Regions from separate parts of the Homo sapiens genome. Here region 1 is linked to region 2. The links are chromatin loops, found by intact Hi-C in ENCODE. Cell type or tissue: tibial artery. All regions are shown on one strand.

Region 1 (2,500 bases), 430 kb after region 2:
GTCTATCTAACTTATTCTTTCATAGAATAATGTAATGTAGTGAGGGACAGTATATAAGCACCTGGAACAATCAGCTAAAGATATAAGCAGCCTACTAGGCAAGAGACAGCTTGGGCAGGTCATCCTATACAGCACATTATCTTTTTCTTTTCTCTCTCTCTCTCTTTTATTTTTTTTTGACTTTTACAGGTTCTGTGTTGCCCAGGCTGGTCTTAAACTCCTGGCCTCAAGCAATCCTCCCACCTCAGCCTCGCAAAGTGTTGGGATTACAGCCATGAGCCACTGCACCCAGCCCCTAGCCCACATTTTAGGAGCAAGAAGATGTTGAGAAAATTTCAAAGATAGGGAAATCTCTCTCTCTCTCTCTCTCTTTCTCTCTCTCTCTCACACACACATACACACACATACACACACAAACACACTCCAAGTATAGAGTGCATTTGGCATTTGCAACCACCCCTTTGCAAATGTGTGTTAAGTAAGTTTAAAGTGGGGATGTAGGGAAGTAAATTCTTAAAAGTATGCAAATTGCAAAGGGCATAAAATCTTGAGATTAAAAATACCCAAAATGTTAAAATTAAGGTGAAATATGTTTTTAGGACTCAAGAGAAACATAACTTTAAAAACCTGCACTGAATTTACATTTATGTGCAATTCACAAGCAAACTCAGAGATGTTTTTAAAATGGAGCTTAAGGCAAGAAAAAGACATAGATTGAATTGTGTGTTCTTAAGTACAAAGTGCAAGTTTTCTCTGTAAAAATCCACTGAAACGTCTTTGCCTACCTCATTAAAATGAAACTAACCACAAAACACAAAATGAAGTATAATGGCTAAATCCTATATGCCAAAGTTTCTGTTTTGAAATTTGTGCTATCTGAGTACCTGAGAGCTGACAGAATTAAATAAGAAATTAATGAAGAGCTCAGGCTGAGTCTCCTTATTTATGCTGAACAATGTCTGGTACCTTTTCTGACAAAATTAACTACTTAATAGTATTTGATGACAAATACAAAGAAAATGGGCAATTCTATCTCTAAAGTAATAAATTCAGCAATAAACTTTTTTAAAAAAGCTTAAAGCCTTAAGAAATGAAATTTTATGTTCAAATAATAATGGAAATTGCCTATCGTAATTTTTATGCCTGGAAGTAAGAACAGCTCCACATTTCGTTTTCAATTTTAAATCAGACACCTACCTATTTTTATAACCTCCAGGAATACAAGGTTTTGAAAGAATGATAATATGTTAAGTAACAGCACTCTTACTCTGAGAGCAGCTAAAGGAGCAAGATGTAGATTTCCATGAGGATAGATAGCTTGTCAAGCAAATCCAAATGGTGTGTGAAATATTGCCAGTGATGAATGACATTTAGTGACAAGATCAAAGTTCAGTGCAAGTCATCGATGTCTCTGATAGAGGCCATTTAGTTCACTCAACCCAGGTGTTCGTTAAGTAGATAGGACTTGCAGTTTTCAAAGTCTTTGTTTATAGTACATTCAGATAATTATTTGTGCACATTAGTTAGCATTGATTTTACGTATTTTACTTTCATGTAGTAAATCTGATGGAAGAAAAATCTAAAACAGTGATAGTATACTTAGTATATTCTCATGTGTGAATAATAACTAAGCATTTATTGAATTTTTGCTATGGGATATCATTTTTCCACAAGCTTTGTTCACATAATTTAATTTAATTCTCGCAACAAGCCTAGGAGCTAGTTTTATTAACATTATTTTTATTTTCCTGAGGGCACACTGAAGTACTGAAGATTCAAACAAAATGTTCAAGGTTGTGCAACTAACAAGCCCAGAGGTGGGATTTGAGCATAATCCAGGAGAGCCAGAGCTTGTAACACCTTTGTCACATTGTTCCTTACTTGGAAACAATTTTGTGTAAGCCTAGTGTCCAGTCACTTACTATAAATTGTAAATCATATCAGTGAAACAGAAAAAGGGCAGTGTGTCTGTTTTTTATTCTAGATTTCAAAGAGAGTTGAAGTATAAACTTGGAAAAAAAAAAGTAAGGAAATTTCTTTGGCTTTTATATCGAAAAATTACTGTAAGGAAAAGCTAAATTACTTACATATCTAAGTATATTGTATAACTCTTGTTTCACATCCAACACTTCTACTTGCTAGCCATGGAAAAAGACGGGGCTGGATTTTAATACTGGATCTCAGCAGTAATTATATTGATTTAGTTAATTATACTTCAGTTTTTCATTTATAAAATGGGGATAATAAAACCTACCATGAGGTATTGTTACAGATCTATGCTATAAATGAAAAACACGAAGTATGCTGTGCAGCACATACTACATACCCAACAAATAGTAGTTCTTAATTATGGTGCTGCTGACTTGGTACTCATGGCACTAACAATTTTTTTGAGAACAGTAATATATAATTCTATAATTAGTTCAATCAAAACAGAAATACGCAGTAGAAGAATGAACAGAGTAGACAAAATTAGAAAGTGATAATATTTCAGCCCCTT
Region 2 (2,500 bases):
TTTTTGTATGTTTTAGCTTGAAGAACTCTCTTAGCATTTCTTGTAAGGTAGGTCTTGTGATAATGAACTCCCTCAGCTTTTATTTATCTGAGAAAGTCTTATCTCTTCTTCATTTCTGAAGGGAGCTTTGCTGGGTGCTATTTTCTTAATTGTCAGTTTTGTTTTGTTTTGTTTTGTTCATTCAGCACCTTGAATATATCATCCTACTGTCTTCTGGCCTGTAAGATTTCTGCTGAGAAATTTGCTGTTAGGTGTGTTGGAACTCCCTTACATATTATTTGTTTCTTTCTCTTGCTACTATCAGAATGCTTTCTTTGTCTTTGATTTTGAAAGTTTGACTACGTTATGTCATGGGGTAGTCTTAATTGAATTGAATCTGAGTGGAGACTCTTGACCTTCCTGTTCTTGGATATTTATATCCTTCTACAGGGTTGGAAAGTTTTTTTTTTTTTTACCATTATTTCTATAAATACACTACTCCCTTTATCTTTCTTTACTCCCTCTTGACACCAATAACTCAAACATTTGCCTTTGTAATTGTGTCCTGTAAGTCCAGTAAGCTTTCTTCACTACTTTTCATTATTTTTTTCTCCTTTCTCCTCTAGCAATATGTTTTCCAATAACCTGTCTTGAGGTCACAGATTCTTTCTGTCTGCTGTTGACGCTCTCTATTTTATTTTTCATTTTGCTCATTGTGTTTTCAGCTCTAGAATTTCTGCTTGTTTTTTTATTATTATTTCAATCTCTTAAATTTCTCTAAATTTCTGATGCATTACTCTATGTTTTATTTAAGTTTGCTGAGTTTTCTTTAAAGAGCTATTTTAATTTCTTTAGAATGCAGTTAATTCATCCCTTTTACTTTATGGTCAGTCACCGGCAGCTTATTTTGTCTGTTTGGTGATATAATAATATTTCCCTGGTTGTTCTTGATCCTTTTAGTTGTGCATCAATATCTATTCATTTAAAGATTATATATTTATTGAAGATTTTGCAGTCTGGCTTTGACTGAGAATGTCCTCAACAGTAAACCTGTCCAGACATTCTGAGCAGGTTGTGATCCCTAAACCCATGACCACTGCAGCTGTTGTAGCACTAGAGGGCACACTAAGTCCAGGATTGCTGCAGCTGGCACCATCCTGACTGAAGCCTTTTGGCTTTAATGGTTGGCACAGTGGCTGGCTAAAATTAACCTGGGGAAGACTCAATGAGAGCTCCTGGGCTGTATTGGGAATCCATCCAGAGATTTAAGCCTGGAAGACCCACTGACCATGTTTTCTGCAGTGTAATGCAGAAAACTGCTGGTGGGTAGTTTTCTTCATTGGCTAACATGCAGAGCAACCACCAAGATCTACATGCTTGTTGCTGTGAGCCCCATCCCTGTTCTTGGTTTCTAACTGACCCCAGATGGTTTAGCTTATTGATATAACCAAGGTTTCCTATGAAATGAATCAGGTGTGAGCCTCCTGTGAAGGATCACAGAAGCTGAATGTTCACTTCCAACTCACTTTTCCCACTATAAAAACTCAAAGTCTGGGGAAATTCTCTCTGTGTGGTGCTATGCTGTCCTGGAGAAGCGGTGACACAGTCAAAGACAGCCATCCCTCTTACCATTTGATCAAGGCTTTTCTTGGTTTTGTGGTCCGAGAGGATATCTCAGCTTCACTTCCAAGTTCTGGTATACTCACAGTAGTATTCTTGTCTGTGGATAGCTACTAGTTGAATTTCTGCGGAGAGGAGTAAAACCAAAGAACTCCTAGTTTGTCATCTTATAGTGTCACCACTTTAATTTTTTAAATTATCATATTGTGACCCAGAAGTTTGGGTAAATGAAAAATAAATGTAAAAGCTCTGCTTGATGTGAAGGCAAAAGTTCAAGAGAATTCTGTTGGATTTTAATCACAGGATTTTAACTGGTAAGCCATTTGTCTGTGATTGTACTGCAACATGCGTTCTATGTTATAGTAAGATACTATTTAAAATTAGTTGACTTTAAATGATGGGAATATTTTCTGGATATAAAAACTGAACAATGAAAGGAATATTGTATGGTACCTATATTGATTTATCCTTTGGGTGGGTCTTCATTACTTATTTCTGCTATTTTATTCTATCCTAATTCATTTTACAAGCATATTTATGTGTAATTTGGAAGTTCTGTCTTTCTGCTATCCATCTGCTAGCCAGTTGTCTAACATAAAATTAGCATGTTCCAAAATGTTAATGACAATAAAGTGATCTAATATGACTTTGCTTCCATAGCTACTAAAAGAACATTTATCCACCCATCTCTATGTGCACATTATAAAATTTAAAAGCTATCTATGAGATCTCTACAAATCTAGTGTTTTGCCACAAGATTTATAATAGTAATGAGTGTAGGATTTTTACATTATCACTGAAAATAGTGTCCAATTTTTATTAAAATTTCCAGTTACTTTAAAGCTTTTGGGTAGTGAGACGTTTCCAGTAAATATTTCCATAAAGCTTTTGGTAACACAGA

What was found. A loop is a pair of places that touch in the nucleus more often than their neighbours do. Peaks named below come from ENCODE experiments on the same cell type or tissue, not always from the same donor. Only the 100,000 strongest peaks of a DNase experiment are listed, where the experiment ranks them.
Region 1: it touches region 2 in a loop (7-fold over the local background); 30 of 110 quality-filtered maps call a loop at or near these places.

Annotation. Positions count from the first base shown.
Region 1 is chr4:166,161,373-166,163,872 of GRCh38, reverse strand. No RefSeq gene overlaps it. Among named protein-coding and RNA genes, the nearest start is that of TLL1, 290 kb to the right of the region's middle. In tibial artery, no CTCF peak of the experiment used is centred here; no DNase peak of the experiment used is centred here.
Region 2 is chr4:166,593,127-166,595,626 of GRCh38, reverse strand. No RefSeq gene overlaps it. Among named protein-coding and RNA genes, the nearest start is that of SPOCK3, 640 kb to the left of the region's middle. In tibial artery, a CTCF peak has its summit at 1,099 (motif pointing right); no DNase peak of the experiment used is centred here.